Regions from separate parts of the Homo sapiens genome. Here region 2 is linked to region 1. Evidence: chromatin contacts called from ENCODE Hi-C or POLR2A ChIA-PET data. All regions are on one chromosome and are shown on one strand. The core of a region is the stretch at or near the end of the contact, and the rest is flanking DNA. Distances in the headings are between cores, read along the strand shown. Region 1 overlaps PRLR (prolactin receptor). Region 2 has its middle 17 kb from the start of PRLR.

Region 1 (7,053 bases), core at 1,986-4,485:
ATCATATAACACTAAGTAGAAAGAATTTGAAAAATATGTATACAATCTATTCCTGATTCTTTTTAAAAATGAGAGAGGAAAATATTTCACCATGTATCAGTGTTTTTTTTTTCTTCTGGGTGATGAGATCAAGATGATACCGATTTTCTTTATTTCATTCTAGAATGCCAAAAAAATTATAAAAATTTTAAGCCTACATAAGAATCCATTTTCCTAACCTTTCAGCAAATTTAGAAATCTATTCTGTAATATGCTGGACAGCTGGCATTTATATTCTTATGTAAAGTTACTTTCTTCCATCTCTTTAATGTACCAAATGAAATAAGCCTTTCTTAGATTTCACTTATCAAAGAAATGACTACATTTTTTCTGGGGCAAAATGAGTAGAGAGGTAGTCAACAAAAATAAAAAAAAGCCTTCAAAGAAATCCAAAGAGTACTTAAGACCCACTGTTCAGAACTGAGCAGTCCTGGAGGATAAACCAACTAGCTTTATCACTGGAAAGAATTCATGGAGATGAAATACCAAGTAGATGTTAATGAAAATTATGTCTATGGAATTCCTAAACAGAGGTTAATTAAAACTCCTTTCTCATCTTCTGAAGTATGTGCCAGAGATCCCACAGTATTAAAAGTCATTGGGGAGTGTCAATCAAGCTGTGTGGCACAATATTCATTTCCACGATCCAGAAGGAAAACGTATTCACTGTGCCATGATGGTATATGGGCTTGGGCCACCTTCTAGCCTATAATCTAAAAAGCATGTGAGGTAAGCTACCATCATTGTTTATACTCTTATCAACTGCCTTAACCTCTGTATAAGTCTATAGGCATCTACTCTGGCCTCCCACAATATTCTCAAAAGAGTAGCCTGAGTGGTTCTTTTAAAAACTACGCACGAGATCATGCCATCCCTCCACTTCAAATGCCGAAAAGGCTTCCTCTTGCTCCTTGAGAGCTTGGGGACTGGTCTCTCTCATTCTCCAGCTTCTTCTCATGTTTTATTCAGCTTGGCTCATACACACTGGGTTTCTTCATTTCCCTACATTGGCATGCTCCCTCCCACCTCAGTGCCTTTGCAGGTACTGAGAAAATTTTACCTTCCCATTTTGATCTTAAATCAGTCATCACTTTGACAGGGTTATTCTCCTACAGAATAATGTCTCTCTCCTTTGTTGTCCTTACCATACTTATAAATGCAATTGAATTTGATTGAGATCTCTTTCCTCAATATATTAGAAGCTCTGTGTAGGCAGAAACCACTCAGCTCACTATTATTCCCTTAGCCTCCAGCACAGTGTGCCTTAGGGTTTCAGAGATCTTTGTTTTATGAATTTTGCAGAATCATTCCCAAAGATGACTATGATATATTTTAATGTGAACTTCTGTACAAGACTTTCAATGACACACAGTTCCTTCTATAACTAATCTCAGTAAATTCATGCAAACTTTTCTCACAGAGTCAGGAGAGAAGAGGAGAGAATTCAGTGCAAGGGTAGATCTTCCCAGATCACAAGTAGAGTCCTGTCTGGGCAGCGAAGCTCAGTCTAGAGTTATTTAGCTCATTATGCTAAATTATATCCAAGATTTTCTCATTCTACAGAAAGAATGTGGTTTGTGTAAACTACTTGCATGGTTAGTATCCATCAGAGACAAACTCTAACCAGAGATCTCTTCCTCTTTTTTTTTGAGACAGGTCTAACTCTGTTATCCAGGCTGGAGTGCAGTGGCGTGATTATGACTCACTGCAGCCTTGACCTTACAGGTTCAAGTGATTCTCTCCCCTCAGTGCCCCCAAGTAGCTAGGACAACAGGTGCGTGACACCATGCTCGTCTAATTTTTTAATTTTTTTGTAGAGACAGCATTTCGCTATGTTGCCCAGGCTGGTCTCAAACTACTTGGGTGCAAGCAATCCACCTGCCTCAGCCTCCCAAAGTGCTGGGACTACAGGCATGAGCCACTGCGCTCATCCTAACTAGAGATATTGGCTCTAAGTTACTGCAGGATAATTTCTATACAAAGAAGGATTTTAGTTTTGTTCTTATTCCAACACACCGGAAAGCTTAACTGCGGTTACAATTAAGGTTTAAAGAATTACGGAATGCATTTGTAGCCAGTTTAGAGCACTTTGCAAAAGTCAATGTTTTCTTTTCCTGTAGTCCATTTTTCTCTCCCCTAAATCCCCTGCACTTTCTCAATTTCTCCCCCACTTTCACACTTCTGACTTTGTTTATTCCTTGCTATAGTCAAAAGGTACAATGGGGCATCATTAGGAAGAGGTGATGTGACCAACCTGGAACACCATGTTCCAGCCTAGTCACTGCACTTCAAGGACTCACAAGACCTGAAGAGACAGTGATGGAGGCATAAAATGTTCAAGAGGATGAGGAAGTGGGGGTTGTTTAAGGACAAATCATGAAGATTTGAACTATTCTGTCTGCAAAGATAAAAGCTATAACAGAATATGGTTAATACGAAGACAGATAGGGACAGGATAAATAGACTTACTTCCCAATACCATAATAATGTAAAATCCCTTGTAACAGAAAGAGTTACAAAAGGGGGAGAGGATCTGCTATATAACCTGATAGTTAACTTAAGATACTTGCTTATTGATGTTATTCACAAGTACGCTAAATAAGGGAAATTTTTTAAGAAATCTGTATATGACTTGATAACAGATTCATGATGTAGTATTAATATTGAGTAAATATTCATGAATTAACCAAATGTTCAGATAAATTCATGTATAATATGATACCAGATTCATAAAATATTAATGTAATATTGACTGACATATTAATAGGTTAAACAGATTTGAGGATAAATTAATTTGTGTTATTCCAGCAAATACTTGGCATTAAGAGAGTCTAGTTTTATTGAAACACAGCCACATTCATTCACCTATGCATTGTCTATGGCTGCTTTTGTGTGACAAGAGCAGAGTTGAGGAATTGTGACAGAGGCTATATGGCCCAAAAAGCCTAGAAATATTTACTATCTGGCTCTTTATGAAAAGTATTGCTGACTCCGGTCTAGAACACATTAGGAACATCCTTAATATTTGAGGTCCACATTAAGTAGATGAATATAAGTTCTTCTACATAATACCTCTTCGTAGGTATACAATTGGCCAGGGCAGCCATTTCTGATAATCATGTAGAGTCTGAAAAAATACCCATTAACCAGTCATCTGATCATCATGTCTTTGGAGATTCAGCAATCAAGTTAAAGATACTTCCTGAATTTTAGAAAGCTGGTGAGTTAGCAGGTTTTTGGTTATATTTAGCTGTTTTTGATGCCTTTCAATTCTGGGTTCCCCACCTACTAAGAAACATGAAATTGTTGGGAAATGAAACTCTGAGTACAAAATGATGTCATCAGATTAGTTGAAATTAAGGTCTGGGGCTTCTGATTTTTAGAACATAATACCATACTTTCCTGTACACCAAAGAGATTAGCAGTGCTTTACTCAGAAAGAAACCAAAATCATAGTTTTCACAAATAGGGACTTCCCTTTTTTCCCCCCAGTGAAGTCCCCTGGTATGAAATTAATTTGTATACATGTACTATAACATGACTTTGGTAATCATGTCAGTTATACTGCCTAAATGAAAATAATAATATAGAAGCCTATTCCATTGTTTGGACACTACTGTTCCCATTTTGCATAACCAAGCATGTAAAACATTGAATCCCCTAGCGAATTTAAAGTTTCTCTCAAAACTGAGGGTGGGAGGAAGTCATAGCAGTTCAGGGTCAAGATCTAAATTTTGAGGCATCATAATTAAGCTCTTCAAGTACAGGGCTCTGGCTCAGCAGCCAAGTCCAAGTATGAGATTCATTAAAGCATTTCATTTTCAACTGTCATTAACAGTGATCAGCGTCATTCCCCTACTCCCAATGAATGCTTGCCATTGGTTGGGCAAATTCACCCACAAAGAGAAAGTCTCAACAGCAGCTGCCTGCTTACACAGAAGAAAGATTCCAGAGTAGCTTAATGCTTTGCCACTGAATAATGCCCTAGCTGCTTGAATAATCAGAGCTACCTATCACATTGTACAATAATCATATCCTATCTAAAATTCATTGCTTCCAAAGGAATATATCAGTGAAAAATGTCCTGATCAACGACCACTTTGTAAAAGGAGATCCCCATGAAATACCATTGTGGGAAGTTTTACATTTGTACATGGATTTGCCAAGTCTTTATATAATCGGTCTTAGTGACAACACAGCGAGAATCCATAAGCATAGCTTATGCTTCAGCTGATGATTTCCCAAAGCCACATGTAATTTCTACTTTAAAAGAAATCCACAACCTTTTAGGTTATCACACTTGGATTATGCCTTTGATTTCAAAGCATTCCCTTTACATTATTCCCTTTACATTATGGATTCTCACCTTAACAATACAACTCAAGATATTTGGAGCTCATGTTACTGCTGTTTCTTTAGCTATCTGAGTTTTTTTTTCTGGGAATTTCATTATTAAATTCTTATTACACACTTTGCTCACAAATGAACGTTTCCTTTCTATACCACTAATCACAATAATATTTGAGGAATTAGAAGTAAATAGACAGAACCAAAACTGAACAATGAACAATAACAAGCATCTAAACCTCACTGTTCCTTTTGGTGCAGCCACCCCAGACAAGTGGCACACAGCTACTCAAGTCTGAGGGCCCCTCCATGTGGCTAGAAGAAGCCAGGCATCTTGCTTTTGTAATTGTTTGGCCTTCCAAGTGGTTTAGTGAGTCACAAAACCCATATCATTTCATCTCTCACAAATGGAAACAGGTATGCTTTGTTGGGCTGGTTTTCAGTCCTCAGTGCCTGGGGCCCAGTTCCTGCAGAGCACAGCTCCCGGTCCTGGAGGCCTTTGTCCAGGCTGAGGTGTGTCTGCAGACTCTCTTCTCCAGCAGGTAGCTATGCGTTGACCGGCAATGTGATTTTCCTCAGCACATTTCCAGCCTTCCCCGTTGTGCCTCTTGCTAATGGTGCTGATATATTTCTGAGCTTTTCCATTTGCCTTGGTTTTGCTAGAGGAAAAACAGGTGCTTCTACCCTTTCCTTATTTCTGGGAATTGTACACTGCCCAGCTGGCTCTGGTTTGCCTGCTGGCATCAAATGTGGGACAAATGGAGAAAGTATATTCTGCTAATCTCCTAGCTTCATCTCCCTTGAGGAGTTTTCCTCCATGCTTATCAGATCTGGGTTCCAAAGGCTCATAACCTAGCTCTTCAGATAGTATTTGGCAAGGACAGTGGCCCTGAAACTGTGCCATTTGTGGGTGAATGTACAAAGCACCAAATCAACAAACTATTTGTCATCATTCCATTGCCTTTCCTCCATGTGTTACGCACTGCTCGAACCATCCAAATACAAAGCAGTGCCACAGGAAAAGGGGCAAACGCATTGAGGATCAACTATAGATGAGAAGTTTCTCAACCATTGTCTTCCTCCACCCTCAAAAGGGCCTAGAATGCAGGCATTGATTTCTCCATTGTTACAAAGATAGAGCCTGAGGTTCAAGAGAAGTAAAACTTCCCTGGATCACCCAATTTCTCAGTGGTACAGGCTTGAAGCAAACACAGCAAAAAGAAGAAATGTATTCCTCTTGTATTCAGAGATGTGTAACAGTGGGAGAAATATCACATAGCTGACTCCATCTTGCTTCTAACCTCACAGGCTAACTGCCTTTGCTCATTCCTATACATAGGCCAAGCTAATGATGGAAAGAATTTAGATTATAGTTTAACTTCAGAACTAATGACCATCTCTCTTTTGAAACAGACCCCTGAGGAGATTAGAAAGTATGCACACAAATAACAATGCCATCTTAAAAATTTATAGAAACAAGGTCAATCTGGAAAATAGTTGACCATGAACAAAGAAGTTTTGCAACCTCCTAGATCCCTGCTGATGCCCAGATGCCTGTGGTCACCAGTCAACTGTGGACCTTAACCCCCTACCTATTCCCCCTTCCCCTAACATAAAAGGAGCCTAACAATCTATCAACTTAAGATGGTTCTTTAGTACATCAGTCTGCCATCTTCTAGGATTGCTGGCTCCCTGAAAAAAAGTCATCTTCCTTGCCCCAATATCTTGTCTTATTGGCTGTCATGTGGTAAGCAGTTAAGAGCTTTGGACTTGACTATAGAAGGTAAATTCTTTTATAAGGGCTGCCAACCAGAAGCATGTTGCTGGTTTGTTGGTGAAGTACAAGAAGGGTGTGAAATAGAACTGAGTGGTCAAGGATGTTTTAGGGCCTTTGAGGCTCATAAATTTCTACTGAGCTCAGACTCAACACTTGCCCCACATCCTTAGCATTTTACCCTGTTGACTGTACATGTGTTGGTGTCCCCCAGTAAATCATGAACTCTTGGTGAGGATGATAGTAATTACTCCCATGAATTGTGTGCTTCCTTGGTGCCAAGTGTTGTACATACCTTGTCTTGTCTTTTTCTCCCAGCAACCCTGGAATGTATGTTTTAGTAGCCTCATTGTACAGATGAAAAAGTGAGACAGAGAGGTAACTCACTTGCTCCACAGCTTCACTCCTGGAAAATTAGAGCTGAGATCTATGTTGTCTGTCTGATTCTAGCAAAAGTTCTCAGTTGCAAGATGTACAAAAGACCCTCACCCCTAGGGCAAGTTCTGGGTCCTTGGAAGAGTGGAATCCATTGCTATTTAGAAATAGAAGTAAGGGCCGGGCACGGTGGCGCATGCCTGTAATTGCAGCACTTTGGGAGGCTGAGGCAGGTGGATAGGCAGGAGTTCGAGACCAGCTTGGTCAACATGGTGAAATCCTGTCTCTACTAAAAAAAAAAAAAAAAAAAAAAAAATTAGCTGGGCTTGGTGACGCACATCTGTTCCAGCTACTCAGGAGGCTGAGGCAAGAGAATCGCTTGAACGCAGGAGGCAGAGGTTGCAGTGAGCCGAGATTGCGCCACTGCACTGCAGCCTGGGTGACAGAAAAAGACTCTGTCTCAAAAAAAAACAAAAGGGAAAAGAAAAAAAAAAGAAATAGAAGTAAGAACTCTGGAA
Region 2 (6,966 bases), core at 2,800-5,299, 35 kb after region 1:
TTTGCAAAACAGTGAGTCTTCATAACTGAAATAATTCAAGCCAAAACAGGCTCTTTGTTTGGATTAGCGTAGAAGGTATTCTCTTCTTTAAAATGTGACTCTAGAAAAGCAGAGAGATTCCTCTTCTCCCTGTGACAGCCTAAAAGTTATTTCTCAGTCTCCTTACCACTCTTACTGCTGTCCTGATCCCAGCAAGGGGAATAGTTCACTTCTTTTCCAAACAGACATGATGGTGTCAGTTGTGATCAGAGCTGGTAGAGCTATCTTTCAGATGAGGAAAGTGATGCCAAAAGTCTTGTATTATGTTAGAAACAGCAAGTTAAAAGGGTGAGATCAATAAATGGTTGGAAACCTAAAAGCTAGGATATCCTTGGAGCAATAAGAGTTAGTTAATAATGGAAAACCAGGAAATTAACACAGAAAGCTTAGTTTAATAAAACCACAGGTAAGCGTTGGTAGGCTATGGAAATATTCACACACAGTGCATGCATACTGCTATCTCTGTCAGTTTCTCTGCCTGCCATTACCACATTTCTTGACTTTCAGTGGCAAGATGTACTTGTGAATCAGGTTTCCAGCTGTGGCAATCCTCAATCACTAATGTGTAGTCATAATATCAAATATCTCTCATCTTCTATCCCACTAATCTATCTTTTCCTGCTTATACCACTGGTTTTCATAGTCACTTTGGGCTGCTATTACAGAATACTATAGAATGAGTGGCTTAACCAACAAACATTGATTTCTCATAATTCTGGAGACTGGGACTGTGAGATCAGGGTGCCAGCATGGTTATGTTGTAGGTGAGGGCTCTCTGTGTGGTCGGACAGCTTCCTTCTTGGATCCTCATGTGGAAGAGATATCTGTGGTATCCTTCATCTCCTTATAAAGACACTGATACAATGATGGGGGCTCTGCCCTCATGACCTCATGTAAACCTAATTACTACACAAAGAACCAACCTCCAAATACCATCACCTTTGGGATTAGGACTTCAACATAAGAATTTTGGGAGGATGCAAACATTCAGTCCATAGCACTGGTCTAGTTACTCTTGCCTCTGAACCTTGCACTGGCTCTTCTTGTTGCCTGGAACATTCCTCTCCCTCATATCCACACGTCTCTTTTCTTACCTCCTTCAGGTCCTTTTTCAAATATCACTTGTTTCCTCTCAGTGATGACTTCCCTGACCTCCCCATTTAAAATGACCTCCCATGGCCCTCACTGTCCTCTTTCTCTATTACTGTATGCCATAGCACTCATCACCTTCTTTCACAGTTTTAGTTTCCCCAGAAGTAGATCTTGTGCCAGGATTTCAAGTGTAAGTGGTTTATTCAGGAGATGCCTTATAGTTATTCCACCCAAATGGAGAAGGAGCTGGGATATTTACATGCCAGCTTCCATTAGTCATAGATTGTGGGCTCTTTGGGAGTGGAGTATTGATTTCATGGCACTTCTCCTCAAGGTGGGCAAATAAGCCTTCTGTAACTTTGGAAAAAGACCTAAGACCTGATGTAGATGCTGATCCCTGGAATATCAGGGAGTGTACCAGAATGCTGAGGTCCAAGGATGTGGGTGGAGCACTGACAATATCTGCTATATCATCTGATATACTATATAGCTTACTATTTATATCTATATATGTGTGTGTATATATATGACATATTTATATCATATATACATACTTCCAGAATGTAAGCTTTATGAGACAGATATTTTTGCCCATTTAGCTCACTCCTGAACTTAGAATGGTGACCTGGTACATGTTGGTGTTTAATAAATGTTTGCTGAATGAATGAATGAATGAATGAAAGATGTAAATGAGAGATTTTAAGCTGTGAGTTGTGATCCATCCAACAGGTCATAAAATTAATTTAATGGCTCCTGACCAGCATTAAACAGATAGAGAAACATAAAAAAATCAGAGTATACCGCAGGTGGTAAGGGTAATACTATTGTAAAAAATATTTCACTGCAGTTACTTAATATGCATTTTTCTTTTTTTTGAGTCAGAGTCTCATTCTATTGCCCAGGCTGGATTGCAGTGGCGCGATTTCGGCTCACTGAAAGCTCCACCCTCCGGGTTCACGCCATTCTCCTGCGTCAGCCTCCTGAGTAGCTGGGACTACAGGCGCCTGCCACCATGCCCAGCTAATTTTTTGTATTTTTAGTAGAGACGGAGTTTCACCATGTTGGCCAGGATGGTCTCAATCTCCTGACCTCATGATCTGCCCGCCTTGGCCTCCCAAAGTGCTGGGATTACAGGTGTGAGCCACCGTGCCTGGCCAATATGCATATTATAATTATTAAATTAAATAAAAATATACATGTTATATCTATTTTGAGTCCTAAAGTAAAATGTGTTTTTCACTCTAGGTTGTGATACTTGACCACCATTGATCAATTTGCTCCTTTTAGAGACAAGGAGATCAAGGCCCGGAGAAGTGAAGGCTGTTCCCAGGTCACAAAACGGCCCAGGCAAAACAGGCCTCATGACATCATAGCTCTTCTGGCTGTCTAGCAAATGACAGACATTGGAAATTTATTTTATGGAATAGAGGCCTCCAGTTAGGTCTCCTGAGCCAAAGGAAAGCAGATCCTTTGTATACATCCAAAAAGCCAAGTTGCAAACCCGTGAGTATCTGCTGTTCTATGGGTGGCTGAGAGATTGGCCTGGCTACCAATATGGCTTCAGTCATAGCATCTGCTTGCCAGTGTGCCCGTGTTCTGTGCATCAGAGTTGAGCTGGCTTCGCTATCTGCATCTGAGCACAAAACACAGTCTTCCCAGGGCTTGCCTAGCTTGCACTGCCCTCAATACAGTCATTAAAAAAAAATTGACATGATGGGGTCATGTCCCATTAAAGAGATTTTCTAAAGCATTATCTTTATTATTGTTTAATTCCACTTTTAAAATTCAGATTAAGAGCAAGAACCTGCTCAGAGCCAGCCACGCTTCTTGCTTGTCATTTGCTCCCTTCTCTTACACTTCCTACACAGAAAAACAAAACAGGTGGAAGGCATTTTCCAGCCTCAGGGCCATGCTTCTGAGAGAACAATGCCTCCTATATTGCCATCTACAGGGTGTTGTGCAGGTTTGCTCTGTAAACCGGCAGTCCTTTCTGAAGCCAAAGGAGGAGTTGCTGGTAATAATAAAGTCCATGAAGTCACAGCAGTGTTCTGCTCATTCATGTCACAAGGAAATGTTTGGGGGTTTTGTGGAACACATTTCCAGCCAGGACCAGAGGCACAGGGGAGCTCCATTTAATGCCATCTCAAGGTGGGCTGGGGCTAGGGTTAGGGTCTTCTTTAGGCAAAAAAGGAATCAGAGACACCTTGGAAACCCAGTTCATAGGGACCAAAAGGGCCAGAATGGGCCGTTTGTGAAGTGAATATATACTCCTCAAATGCTCCTTTCTCTCCGGTATTACAAATCCATTAATCTTCAATGTTCATGAGTAGAGAAAGAAGGAAATGGGGGAAGGGGAGGGGAAGGGAGGCAAAAGGAGGGGAGAGGAAGAAAGAAGGGGAGGGGAGGAGGAAGAGCAGAGGAACAAATGTGTTTATCTTTCTTATTTAGCTGCAGCCTGCTGCCCTTGCTCCTTTTGGTTGGCCTCTTTTTAGGTCAGGAATGCAGACTCGGGTCACCACATACAGGGGCCCTCAGTCCCATCTTCTTTTATTCCAGCCATCCATCCCCAGAATTTCCCTTGTTCCTTAGCATGTGGTTGGGGTGGGGTAGTGGGCAGTGGGTGACAGGAGGCAGAGGGAGTAGAAGTGCTTTCGGAGGCAATAAAACCTTGTCACTCACACCCTCTGAATAAACCATTAGCATTGCTGGTGACCTAACTAGAAACTGAAAACGATAAGACAAAAGCTAGGGAATTAACCTTTCATCCACTGTTCTTTCTTTTTAAAAAAATTTAATGGGAAGGTAGACTTTCTCTGGCTAACATACAGTGTGCTGGAAAAATTGCTTCCTTATGGAGGAAGAAAAGCCACCAGCAGGGCTGAGAGTAGCAGAGCAGCTGCCTGGAGACTTGGCAGGCTGGGCGCCTTGTCAGTTCCTGCCAAAGAAACCATGGCCTGCATCGCCTCCTGGCCCTTCTCAGGCCCTCTTCCAGACCTGTGGACTTCCTTTATTGGCTGAAATCATGAAACTAACTTTTGCTCCATACGGTAGAAACAGGGAGGTTTAAGCTAATTTCTACCTTGACATTTCCAATGAGAGAAACACATTAATGAGTTAAACGGAAGGATGATTTTCCCCTTGGCCTCTTTACCATATCTTTTGCCTCCTGCTGACTAATAATGCAAGGGCAGATCAGGTGATTCACAGAAATCCTGTGTGCCAGGGCTTCTTGCATGGGGAGGATGTGGTGCCAAGAGAAACACACCATGCTCCATTCAGACCGAAAGGCACACAACGTCTCTCATTGTTTATATGGTATGGAGGACCTTTGCGCTGTCCACGGAGATCCATCAGACCCACCTTCAAGTGTATTTGGGATATACTGATTTATTTTCCTGTAGTTGTAGAATATGTCTTATATGATGCAACATTTAAACTGGTTTAAGCTATTTAATGCTTCTAGGCCAACGCAAATTTATTTCTTTGCTTGAGTCAGTTGACTTATGCCCTTCCTGAATTCAAAAGGCAATGAGTTCTGATCATCAGGGGATATTGCACGTCTAATGTGAAGTCGGGCTGGTCTCAAAATTATCCTGCTGTTTCTCCTTTTCATGAACACATTTCTTAAAAGGAGAGAACAACCATCTTCAACTACACAAATCTTCTAGGAATTCATATTTTTCGTAATGTTAACTTTTAACCCTTCTATTGCAATTTAAGCCAATCACATATTTCAACTTATAATGTTTTCATTTATATATAAAGCAAAGGCTATATAAATGGCAGCTATAGCACTGAAGTTGAATGAAGCTCATGGACTTTTCCTTTTTTTTTTTTTTTTTTGGTCCAAAATTGTTTGGGTCAAAATTTTAAAATTAAGAGATTTTACTATAAAATCTGTATCTGCAGCTCTTCTTGAAAATCCATGTTTGTCGCTGTCTGTCTGTTCATGCTGCTATAACAAAATGCCTTGGATTGGGTAAATTATAAATAATAGAAACTTATTGCCTGGGTGTGGTGGCTCACGCCTGTAATCCCAGCACTTTGGGAGGCTGAGGCAGGTGGATCAGCTGAGGCTAGGAGTTCGAGACCAGCCTGGCCAATGTGGCAAAACCCCGTATCTACTAAAGATACAAAAATTAGCCAGGCGTGGTGGTGGGTGCATGTAATCCCAGCTACTCAGGAGGCTGAGGCAGAAGAATCACTTGAACTGGGAAGGTGGAGATTGCAGTGAGCCGAGGTCACACCATGGCACTCCAGTGTGGGCAACAGAGTGAGATTCCATCTCAAAAACAAACAAGCAAACAAAAAGAAACTGATTGCTCACAATTCTGGAGGCTGGGAAGTCCAAAACCAAGTATCAGCAAATTCAGTGTCTGGTAGGGGCTGGTGACTTATTGCTGTGATCTCACATGGCAGAAGGAGCAAGGGTGCTCCTTTAAGCCTCTTTTATAAGGATGCTAATCCTAATTATGAGGGTGGATCTGTATGACTTAATCACATTTCAAAGGCCCCACCACTTGATATTGTCACATTGAGTGTTAGGTTCTAACCTATGAATCTGGTGGGGGGATACCCACATTCAGACCATAGCAGTCGCCATGGGACTCACATTCTCGCCTGTCAGCAATCTATTTATGCTATCCTGTGGCTTCTCTATGAAGTGGTGCCTGCCCTCTCCATTCTCTTAGAGAGAGAGTTCACCCCAGGCTCCTCTCATTATTTCTCTACCCTGAAGCCACATGTCAGTTGCTTTGTTATTTTACTTGTATTGTTGTTTTTCTTAGACTAGAAAAATATTTTTCTGTGCCCAGATGACTATTAAAAGTGGGAAAAACAAAAGTGAAACTGGAAAAAGCTCCACATTTCTAAGAGGACACATGGAGAGATTCTAATTGCCAGAGAGAAAGTAACTTTTATCCTTGAGCTTGCTTCACTCAGAAAGATTGCCTCTGGCTGTTGTGTGCATTTGTGATTGAAACCCCCAGTATATCCTGTTTCTAACACCCTCTCTACACATTCTGTGGTAGCAGCCCATCCTCTGTCTTACTTTCTGTTCTCTAACTGATTTCTTTTATAATACCACACATAAACGAACGTTAGATGATTCAAGAAAATGAGAATCCAACTGATCGAAGGTAAGAATTAGAATTTCATGGTCATAAGCAAAGGGTAAAAATAATATGTAGAGATAATAGGAGATATGTGTTTTTTTCCTTATTGCTAACTGGTTACAGAGGCAGAGGTTGAAAAATCACTATTGAGTCTCATAAAGGACAAATTTTACTTTTTATTTCCCATAGATATAGTTTTTTATCTTCAGGATTCACATATATAAAAAATCAAGTATAAAACTTACTTTCTCTTTGGCAATTAGAATCTCTCTGTGCATTCTCTTGGAAACAAGTAAGCTTCTACAAAGCTATCCAAGATGGTGGCTCTGAATTCCCTAAGCTTTCTACAAAAGCTTCTCATCAGAGACTTTAGGAAAGTTCCTTGAGGTATAAGGCAGTTTCCAAAACAAAGCCACAAAATGTCAGATTTAGACATGTAATAATAAATGTCTGTTATGAAAAAGCCAATAAAAGATGAGAGATGGGAACCCAGATATAATGATATTGAAGGAAGGTGGATTTTTTCACTAAATTTTTCCTCGATATTTACTAGAACTCCAGGAGAATTTTATAAATTTTTATAAATTTTTTTAAATCCCCAAGGTGCTGCAGACTACCTCTATGAAGTGAATCTCTGGGGCAGATAATCTCTTTTTACCACTTGCCCCAGCAAATAGCACCTTAGTGAGCAAAGCTCATGAAAATTAGGCAAACCCTCTCT

The links. A loop is a pair of places that touch in the nucleus more often than their neighbours do. ChIA-PET counts read pairs that join two places held with the same protein, here RNA polymerase II (POLR2A). Pooled maps may share reads with other maps.
Region 2: a loop to region 1 is called in a pooled map, with 2.5 times the contacts of the local background. The contact joins two enhancer-like sites. A Hi-C loop is called at or near these places in 2 of 168 maps with a recorded cell type or tissue (GM12878 and gastrocnemius medialis), 1 of 37 single-sample maps with no recorded cell type and 3 of 50 pooled maps. POLR2A ChIA-PET finds 5 or more read pairs at or near these places in 2 of 52 experiments (GM10248 and GM12878).

What each region holds. Positions count from the first base shown.
Region 1 is chr5:35,209,041-35,216,093 of GRCh38, forward strand. All of the region lies in intron 1 of PRLR (prolactin receptor), which reads right to left. Among named protein-coding and RNA genes, the nearest start is that of PRLR, 18 kb to the right of the region's middle. Within about 2 kb of position 3,236, at least 5 of the 41 ENCODE cell types and tissues checked have a DNase peak (open chromatin) inside an H3K27ac peak, as active enhancers do.
Region 2 is chr5:35,243,527-35,250,492 of GRCh38, forward strand. No RefSeq gene overlaps it. Among named protein-coding and RNA genes, the nearest start is that of PRLR, 17 kb to the left of the region's middle. Within about 2 kb of position 4,050, at least 12 of the 41 ENCODE cell types and tissues checked have a DNase peak (open chromatin) inside an H3K27ac peak, as active enhancers do.